2 separate regions of the Homo sapiens genome follow, and region 1 is linked to region 2. Evidence: chromatin contacts called from ENCODE Hi-C data. All regions are on one chromosome and are shown on one strand. The core of a region is the stretch at or near the end of the contact, and the rest is flanking DNA. Distances in the headings are between cores, read along the strand shown.

What was found. A loop is a pair of places that touch in the nucleus more often than their neighbours do. Pooled maps may share reads with other maps.
Region 1: a loop to region 2 is called in a pooled map, with 8 times the contacts of the local background. The contact joins the enhancer-like site here to the promoter of PARP8 in region 2. A Hi-C loop is called at or near these places in 3 of 50 pooled maps.

What each region holds. Positions count from the first base shown.
Region 1 is chr5:52,721,533-52,727,025 of GRCh38, forward strand. The region is part of intron 2 of PELO-AS1 (PELO antisense RNA 1); the gene reads right to left. Among named protein-coding and RNA genes, the nearest start is that of ITGA1, 64 kb to the right of the region's middle. Within about 2 kb of position 4,004, at least 14 of the 41 ENCODE cell types and tissues checked have a DNase peak (open chromatin) inside an H3K27ac peak, as active enhancers do.
Region 2 is chr5:50,664,661-50,669,958 of GRCh38, forward strand. It overlaps PARP8 (poly(ADP-ribose) polymerase family member 8), which reads left to right and starts at 1,977. Exons shown (of 26, transcript NM_024615.4): 1 at 1,977-2,526; 2 at 3,411-3,465. The coding sequence starts at 2,436. RefSeq lists silencers at 1,820-1,969, 2,020-2,079, 2,772-3,101 and enhancers at 2,252-3,164, 2,600-3,799.

The DNA of each region.
Region 1 (5,493 bases), core at 2,754-5,253, 2.1 Mb after region 2:
AAAAAGCTTATCCACCATGATCAAGTGGGCTTCATCCCTGGGATGCAAGGCTGGTTCAACATACGCAAATCAATAAACGTAATCCAGCATATAAACAGAACCAAAGACAAAAACCACATGATTATCTCAATAGATGCAGAAAAGGCCTTTGACAAAATTCAACAATGCTTCATGCTAAAAACTCTCAATAAATTAGGTATTGATGGAATGTATCTCAAAATAATAAGAGCTACCTAGGAGAAACCCACAGCCAATATCATACTGAATGGACAAAACCTGGAAGCATTCCCTTTGAAAACTGGCACAAGACAGGGATGCCCTCTCTCACTGCTCCTATTCAACATAGTGTTGGAAGTTCTGGCCAGGGCAATCAGGCAGGAGAAGGAAATAAAGGGCATTCAATTAGGAAAAGAGGAAGTCAAATTGTCCCTGTTTGCAGATGACATGATTGTATATCTAGAAAACCCCATCGTCTCAGCCCAAAATCTCCTTAAGCTGATAAGCAACTTCAGCAAAGTCTCAGGATACAAAATCAATGTACAAAAATCACAAGCATTCTTATACACCAATAACAGACAGAGAGCCAAATCATGAGTGAACTCCCATTCACAATTGCTTCAAAGAGAATAAAATACCTAGGAATCCAACTTACAAGGGATGTGAAGGACCTCTTCAAGGAGAACTACAAACCACTGCTCAATGAAATAAAAGAGGATACAAAGAAATGGAAGAACATTCCATGATCCTGGGTAGGAAGAATCAATATTGTGAAAATGGCCATACTGCCCAAGGTAATTTATAGATTCAATGCCATCTGCATCAAGCTACCAACGACTTTCTTCACAGAATTGGAAAAAATTATTTTAAGGTTCATATGGAACAAAAAAAAGAGCCCACATCGCCAAGTCAATCCTAAGCCAAAAGAACAAAGCTGGAGGCATCACACTACCTGACTTCAAACTATACTACTAGGCTACAGTAACCAAAACAGCATGGTACTGGTACCAAAACAGAGATATAGACCAATGGAACAGAACAGAGCCCTCAGAAATAATGCCACATATCTACAACTATCTGATCTTTGACAAACCTGACAAAAACAAGAAATGGGGAAGGGATTCCCTATTTAATAAATGGTGCTGGGAAAACTGGCTAGCCATATGTAGAAAGCTGAAACTGGATCTCTTCCTTGCACCTTATACAAAAATTAATTCAAGATGGATTAAAGACTTAAACGTTAGACCTAAAACCATAAAAACCCCAGAAGAAAACCTAGGCAATACCATTCAGGACATAGGCATGGGCAAGGACTTCATGTCTAAAACACCAAAAGCAATGGCAACTAAAGCCAAAATTGACAAATGGGATCCAATTAAACTAAAGAGCTTCTGCACAGCAAAAGAAACCACCATCAGAGTGAACAACCTACAGAATGGAAGAACAACCTACAGAGTGGAAGAAAATTTTTGCAGCCTACCCATCTGACAAATAGCTAATATCCAGAATCTACAATGAACTCAAACAAATTTACAAGAAAAAAACAAACAACCCCATCAAAAAGTGGGCAAAGGATATGAACACTCTTCTCAAAAGAAGACATTTATGCAGCCAAAAGACACATGAAAAAATGCTCATCATCACTGGCCGTCAGAGAAATGCAAATCAAAACCACAATGAGATACCATCTCACACCAGTTAGAATGGCGATCATTAAAAAGTCAGGAAACAACAGGTGCTGGAGAGGATGTGGAGAAATAGGAACAGTTTTACACTGTTGGTGGGACTGTAAACTAGTTCAACCATTGTGGAAGTCGGTCTGGCAATTCCTCAGGGATCTAAAACTAGAAATACCATTTGACCCAGCCATCCCATTACTGGGTATATACCCAAAGACTATAAATCATGCTGCTATAAAGACACATGCACACGTATGTTTATTGCGGCACTATTCACAATAGCAAAGAATTGGAACCAACCCAAATCCTCAACAATGATAGACTGGATTAAGAAAATGTGGCATATATACACCATGGAATACTATGCAGCCATAAAAATGATGAGTTCGTGTCCTTTGTAGGGACATGGATGAAGCTGAAAACCATGATTCTCAGCAAACTATCGCAAGGACAAAAAAACCAAACACCGCATGTTCTCACTCATAGGTGGGAACTGAACAATGAGAACACATGGACACAGGAAGGGGAACATCACACACCGGGGACTGTTGTGGAGTGGGGGGAGGGGGGAGGGATAGCATTAGGAGATATACCTAATGTTAAATGAGGAGTTAATGGGTGCAGCACACCAACATGGCACATGTATACTTATGTAACAAACCTGCATGTTGTGCACATGTACCCTAAAACTTAAAGTATAATAATAATAATTTAAAAAAAAAAGAATAGAGGCCAGTACGCTGGTGTCACATCACAGGCACCCATCAAGCTGATGAGCAGGTTCACGTGAGCTCATAGGAGTATAACCCTACCAAAATGAAAATCCATGTGGTCCAGGCCCAGAGATGTATTGTCTTTAAATATAGGCAGAATGGGAATTCCAATATTTGTTTGCATCTCTCAAAAACATCTAGAGGGATTCTAGTACATTATGCATTCCCAGCAGTTCTTAATAATATCTGATCCTCATCTTTCTTTCATCCCCAATAACTCTCAAATGCTTTATATTCTTCCTTCCCATATGAATTCAGCATGGCTTGCTACCTGATAACCTCCCACCTTCAAACAATATCTTCCCCCATGAAATACTCCCCTAACTTGCTCAACACTTAGAGGTTAATTTTTTAAAAAAATCCTGTACACACTTATTTGTCCTTTCTCTCTTCAAGGCCAGTTGTCTGTGGTGAAGGAACAGTGTTGTGAAACTCCTAATTATTAATGTTGTCTCTTCCTACTAGTTTTGACCAACGTTGTAGCTGGAGCTTTTATTCCTTTTGGAAAAACCTTATCACTTAGGATCAATTGGCCCTAATGGCCTAAGGCATCCATTGTAAGCAATGAATTAACTCAATCCTCTATGCATGTGAAGTGGCACCCACGATCTACCATTCTTGGAAAAAACTGAGAAAATAGTCACTCAAACCATGTCTGTACAGACTAATTCTTATGGAACTAACTGAGAAATGCTGTTTTAGAGGGCAGATGAAGGTTGTATACAATAGCTACTCTACAAGATCCATATCTAGGAGTTATGACTATCAAGTTTCTCACAATCCTGAGTGCCTGACCCAGTGAACAGCATTCAATAAATACTTGAGGCCAGGCATCGTGGCTCATGCCTGTAATCCCAGCACATTGGGAGGCCAAGGTGAGTGGATCACCTGAGGTCAGGAGTTGGAGACCAGCCTGGCCAACATGGTGAAACCCCGTCTCTACTAAAAATGCAAAAATTAGCTGGGGGTGGTTGTCCCAGCTACTCAGGAGGCTGAGACATGGAGAATTGCTTGAACCTGGGAGGCAGAGGTTGCAGTGAGCCAAGATCACGCCACTGTACTCCAGCCTGGACAACAGAGTGAGACTCGGTCTCAAAAAGAAAAAAAAAAAAAGACTTGAAGGAATAAATTAATGATTCAGGACTTGTGATTCTATCTAGATAAACAAACCATAAAAGTCACAGTCCTAAAGTAAAGGGATAACAGAGAACACCTGAAAAAAATTCACTTGTACTTTAACCTGTGCCAAGAAATTTTTAAACATCACACCTTCCTTGTATTAAACCATGGCCATAGTGTACTCCATTGTTCCCTTTCTCTGCAGAAAGGTTTAGTTGTGAACCTGGACAGATTGACTGTATGAGCTGGAACACAGTGTGTGATATCAGACAAGGGACGTGTTCCAGAGAATAGAGCAGGAGAAAACCCCAAACTTAAGTGTTTGCTTTTGATAGATACTTGTTCTATTTTTACTCTGGAACCTAGTACATGAGGTTGGGGGTGGGGTCAATGTCTGGTATTATGACATTTCTAAACCAGTCACTGCTTGCTGTTTCACCTCAGCTATCAACAGCTTCCTGTTGTTTCATGCGTCAGATGCAGTCTGATAAGCCCAAGGTGAGCCGTGTCCTGTTTCTCATCTCTGATATATGGGAATCCATCTTCATACAGGATGCTGTGGTATGTAAAACAAACCACGGTGAAACAGTCAAGGAGTTGCTGCAATGTTTTAAGCTTCTGTATTTTGCAGCATTCTCTCACCACGTTTTGGAGTCAAGGCAATGAATACTCCTTAACCTTCTTCTTCCTCTACACCCCTATTAGCCTGTGAATTCTTAAACCTTCAGTACAACATGGACCTGCAAGAGGTGCTGCACCTGTGCTTTTGATCAGATTCAACAACATCAATAATTACAGAAACAGAACATTAAGTAAAAGGAAGGGCTATAAACAATGGGATCCTTGAAGGCAGCCAGTCCCTCGGCCTTGAATCAGTGCTTACCACAGTATAACGCTAATAGCTGAACACAGGTGGAGCACAAAAGGCTCAAGCTGCCCAACAGGGTCTCCAAGCAGCTGCTAGCCTGTAAGGTCAAGTACGGCAATATGTTCAGACTTTCCAGAAAGTTCCACTTCTGTGTGGAAAAAAAGTCCCACATACCACACTTTTCAAAAAGTGGAATAGGCTACAGCTTAACAAATGAGTTCCAGCTGTTTAAAATTAGACTGCTAAAAGAAATTCCATATAAGAATATTCTCTGGGACTATCACATTTTCATTAATTAGAACCTGGATAATTCCTTCACTTAAAGAACTGACCTCTCCAAATTGAAGGTTGAGATAGTTAAATAATTGTTGATAGGCATGTTGGTTGTATTAATGCCATCTCCGTTACTTAAATTGCTTACATTAGTTTTAAAGTTGTATGTTTTTAAAAGTGAAATGCTTGCATTTCCATGCAGAAGACACTGACCACACTAAAACCATTTGACTCATGGGAGGGCAACGGAGTGGAAACTGGAAGAATTTTGCACCAGCACTTAGGAACCTGGGTGATGATTCCTATTTTACCATTCATTGTTTTCATGCACTGGGAAAACTCTCTTCAGCTCCTCTGTTCAAGTATAATATTGAAATTATGTGTATGGAACATCAGGGTTGTCCAAAGTCCATCCCAGCTCTCAAATTGAGAATGCCATGACTTTTCTGGTATGAATTGTATTTTTAATATATGTCTTAATATCAAACATAGACATGTGTAACTTGGCCCCTTAAACTAGGGTAGGGGTTTCTCTAGATATACCTCATCCTTCTTCCTTCTTTCATGTCTATTTAATGCAATAAAGTGACAAGATCCTTTCTAGTTTCTATTTCCCTGGTCTTAGAGTCTGATCTTATGGTGATATTGGTCTCTTCTAAATCCAAAACCCACCACTCTTTGACACGTTGAAAAGTATCCATTGTTACTCCTCTCCCATTTAGGAATACTTCAGTGGGAAAGTTTGAGGGGAATAGATCTAAGGAAATCTGAGAGTGTCTCTTCT
Region 2 (5,298 bases), core at 727-3,226:
GGATCCTGGATATGGGCTGACTTACTTTGAGCAAAGTGCTCCATAAGGATCTAGCCTGGAAGATCCTTGGAAGGATCTACGTTGGTATAGTTTTTAATTAGAGAAATTTATCTTGCAGAAATACATACTAGATAGGTTTTTATTTTTTAATCTTACTCCTTCAAATGTACAAATATTTATTAAATACATCACACCTTAAGGGCATGAACAGGGTGAGGTTAGCTTTGTTTAACCAAAACAGGGCAGCCCATGAAGCTTAAAAAAAAATCAAATATAGGACAAGTCACAAGAAGGCCTATTTTAAGGAGTGAGTAGTAAACTAAGAGCTCATCCAGACAAAAAAATATTTGGTAGCTTTAAAACTATTTCACATTTATTTGTAGTAAGGGTTCTACTTGGAAGATGCAAGCCTTGTGGCTAGATAACTATAAAATAAATTCTTGTGAGTTAATAGACTTTCAGCCTTTCAGAGAAATTAAAGCACATAATGGAAGAAGAAATACTCATGATTCTCAGTGGTGATGTGGAAGAGAAGAGAGCATTTTTGGCAGCCAAAGGGCCTACACAAAGCAACATATCCAGGAAGGACAAAGGGCTTGAACCTGTCCTACCCTAAACAGGAAGCATTTCAGGAGAGGACTGAGCAGGAGATATAGACTGTTGTGACTGTGGCTTTACTACATCAAAGGCTGCAGTGGATCTCAATAATGCAGAATGTTTCCTTTTGTAACTCATAGTGAATATGACTGGACAAGGAAATTATTTTGTAATTTGTTTCCTGAAAGATAAAGGAGTTAGAACATAGGATCTTTCATTGATTCTACAGAATCTTAAGACTCCTTCAGGGATGGCAGTCATTCCTACCGTGCTGAACATCATGTTGTCACGGTCAGAATCAGAACTAAATTGATTAAGGGTCTGAAACAGTTTGGCAACTCTTGGGCACTTATGCTGATAAGAAAAGTGATGAGACAGGGTAATGAAAAGAGGCTGCAAGAAATGACCATTCGTGCATTCAGCCAACATTTAGGCCACCCTCCTGTATTCCAGGCACTGTACATGGCACTGAGTATGCAAAGCAAAAGGAGTCATGGTCTACTGGCGGGAGCCTTCTCAGTGGAGAAAAGATCAACAAGAAAAGTGCCTGCTGGAGACCTCTCCTAGGGCATAAACCAATATAGAGGTGGGGCAGCTACGTCAGCCTGGGGTGTCCTTAGGCAGAACAGAAAGTGAGAATCAGAGCAGTATCTCATTTCTGAACACCTGGATTGTAGCTTTCCCTTGACTGTCAAAGGAGGTGGTTTTAAAAATCAAGCCAAACAGGTTTCCATCTTTTAGGAAGACCCTGGAACGTGCCAGTTGATTCTGACCATTTCTCATGAACAGAAACACCTAGGAAGGGAGAACTGGTGAGTTTCAAGAGGAGGAAGTCCCTCAAAAGGGGCTGTGTTTCGTAAACGGCGCCCCAAAAGGGCTGAACTACTTCGATCTGGAGGAAAAAGACTCAGGCACTGAGGGAAGGGGAGGGTGCACGTCTGGAGTAATTTTAAGGCCTTTTCCGTGTTATGTGATGTGGCAATAAGGAAAGATTTGTTCGTTTTATTATTTTTTTAATTTTTAAAGATTTTCTTTTCCCCCCTTTTCCCCCTCCCAGCCACTCCGGTTTGGGTTTGCCACAAGACTATAATTCCTTTAGAAAGTGGAGTCGAATTCATAAAAGTGATGGGGGGAGGGGCGCGGAGAGGGAAGGCTGGGAGCCCCAGGGAGTCTTCACGACCGCTCAGCTCCCGGCGCGAGTGGAGGTCGGTGTGGGGAGAAGCGGCTCCCGCCCGGGATGGCTAATACTCTGCGAGCCCCGGCAGCCCGCGGCCGGCGGGGTGACTAGGCGGCGGGCGCGGAGGGTCTGCGGCGGGCGGGCGGCGCTGCAGCAGCCTGGGCACGGCTGCCGCCGCCCGCGGGCGCGAGTGTGCGCGGGTGTGGAAGGCCGGCGTGCGAGCCGTGAGGGGTGTGCGCGCGTGAGCCGGAGCGGGGCTCGCCCCTCGCCGGCGCCCGCCGCCCAGCCGGTGATTGCTCTCTGGCTGTCCCCGGCACCTCGGCCCCCACGGCCGTTGGTCCGGGCGGGTGAGGGAGAAAGTGAGACTTGGTGTCATCACCATCCATTGTCAGAAGGGGAGGAAATTGGAATCCAGCAGCGGCGAGCAGCAGCTGGGCGGTCACATCTGGGAATGCAAAGCCGACCTCCCCCTCCTCCTCCTCCTCCCCCTCCTCCTCCTCCTCTTCTCTCACCCAGGATCACTTCCGAAACCACTTCGCCTTCAGCCCCTGCCTCGGCCAGAGGTTTCATTTTTAACTGAATATTTACGAAAGCTGGAAGCGTGCGAGGGGGGTGGGGTGGGGTGGAAATAGCGGCTGCTTCTTTTCCAGGGATTTATTTAATGGGGATGTGTTCAAGGCAAGAGCGAATTCAGAAGGATATCGACGTCGTGATCCAGAAGTCCAGAGCTGAGAAGGACTGCCTGTTTGCAGGTGAGTTCTTGCTTTTCCAGAACCTCGGACCCAGCGCCCCCTTCCCAGTTTTCTGACCGCGACGTCTGTGGCTGGGGGTGGGGTGGAGGGTTGCACGTCCCCATTCTGGGGTTCATTTGGCAACAGCTGCTGCAACGAGCGCGGGAGCCAAAAGGGGGAGGGGGCGCCAGCCTCTCCCCTTCCCCTCCCCCACCGCCAAGTCTGAGGCAGCCACCAGCTTTGAGGGCAGAGCCCGCGTGGCCGGAGCGGGGGTCTAGGCGAAGGGGCAGTGCGTGGTATTTCCAGCCCCGCGTAGTGCCCGAAGCCTCCAAGCACGCTTCCTGGGTTCCAGCAGCGGCGGCAGAGCGGGGTTGGTTTGCGCAATGGGCTGAGCGGCGGCGGCCGGGAATGGAGCCTGCTGCGCTGCGCTGCGCTTGTAAGCTGCGCCCGGCGCCGAGGACCCCCGGGGGGCAGCGCTCGGCCCATCTCCGGCCCCTTCGGCTCCCTCTAGTCCCCTCCGACTGGCAAAGAGAAGGGATTCCTCGGATTCCCAAGGCACCCAGCGCCCCTGCCTGGGGGTCGCCTTTCGTCCATTTTGCTCCCCCGGGATTTTGCTTTCGCTACCGCGAGCCCGGCTGAGGCTGCTTCCGGCCTCCCCTATCGGGAAATTCCCGCTGTTGCCATGGCACCCGGCACTTGTTGCGGGGGGCGGCCTCCCGCTGCACCCAGTCGGGGGCGCGCCGCATCCCCTCGGACGCGGCGCAGAGGGACCTCGCCGCCCTCTAGCCCTTGCCTTCTGCCCGGCCAGGCCTCCCCTGACACCACCGAATGTGGGGCTCAAGTCCTGATCGGGGTTAAAACAAATCCACTCCAGGGGTAGCTTTTGACGGGACTTTCTGTTTCAGATTTCAGATACTCTGACTCCACCTTTACTTTTACCTACGTTGGCGGCCCCAGAAGGTATTTATGTGTATAGAGTTGCTTCATTTCCTGTTCACACTCTTGTGTTTCCTTTGTTCTTAGCGTGTTCCGTGTTCGGGTATTTTGGTTGCTTGTTTGTTTGATTATTGTGGCTTTTCTTTACCTGCTACCCAAGCCTGACGTCCCTCGGTTTTAAATAGCAGGAGGAGGGGAATCAATGTTTGATTCAGGTGTTTCGAGGACCACGCCACAGGCAATGAGCAGAACTCTTCATGTTGAAACTGTTCTGCTACAGTACTAGATTGCTCTCAGGCGATTTGGGGTTGATACAGGCACGCCGGTGCAAAACTGGAATACTGGATATGAAGTGAAATGTATAAAAGACATAAAATGTCACAAAATAGTTTGATCAGAAGTGTTGATTTTCCTGGTGAGTTGGGGCTGCGTGTTTCCATGTTTTCTGAAGGTTTACATAAACATGCAGCCTGCCAATTCTCTGTACATTTTTTTTTCAATGAGTGGTATTTCGGTTTTCACGTATAGAAATTGGAGACTTATATGTAGCTGGAGTGGATGACTTCTTTCTTTTGGGGGAAGAATGAGAGATGCACATTTCGTTAGTAAATTGTGAACAACTTGAAACAAACCCAAATCCAATTTTGAATTTAGGAAGTAGAGTTAAAATGAAAGGTAGCCATTCAAATACTATGCCTTGCTACCTTCACTTGTTGAGTTAGGATTTTCTTCCTTTTAGCCCTTTAGGGACACAGTAGTTTAAAAGAGCAGTAGCCACATATGAGAAGTACCAGATTTAGCTTAGAGGGAATTCCTTAGACCAGCCCTGCTGTTAGGACTTGACATTCAATATTGTTTGATCACATTCCAAAATATATCTTAGCTAATGGAAACATTTATAAACATATAAATTGCAAAAGAAGCTTTCTTGTGTACATACATTTTTAAAAGCTTGAAATTGATGTGAACTTTTAAAAACACGTAGGATCTGTATTACATTATACATCTCAAAACATTTAAAGTGAATATCATTCCAGTATATGCAATATACCTAAGCCCCAGAATTAGCACATTGATTTACTAGTTGAAAATATAACAGTGAATCACCAAACTTAAGTGTATACTTTTTGGGAGAGAATGAAATTACAGTATTTCTTAATTTACTGTAATGTCATCTTTGTAATTATGAATTAATAATTCAATGAGAGGAGACTTGGTTGATTAAATTAACGCTGGTCCTACACATTATATCTAAAGGATCTTCGTATATGACTAATATCCTCTTGGATTATTTTAACAGTTAAAATATACAAAGTGGCCCATTAAAAACAGAGTTGACTTTTCACTATTGCTGTTTTTCTGGTGAGACATGTGGACAGGAAGGACAGGTGGGCTTTTCAAGTAACTAGCTTTCTGATTTTTAATAAGATACCTCAGTTCTTTTGGCCTCAGTTTACTTATCTGTACAATCAAAGGGTAAATCATATGCTTAATCACTAAGATCTGTTAGATACTGCAGTTAAGATTCTTTATCAGCAAATTATTGGACTCTAGTGTTAACATAGCTAGAGGTGGAAAAGGGAGCAAGGCCAGGTGTTGGGATGAATAATTAAGCGAGATAACATCAGTTTTCACCATAGGAAGAAGTACCATGGTTGCTCTTAAAGTAAGAGATGTTTCCTATTTTATGTAATTTTATTAAAGGATAGTGTTTTCTTTTGTCACTGATTTAAATGTACCTGGCTGTTTCTCAGCCATTTGGCTAAGATCGAGCACAAGTGTACCTGAGCCTTTTATATCTAATCTAATGTAGACCAGCCTGTTAAAAGAGAAAGACAATTGGTTAAACTGCTGATG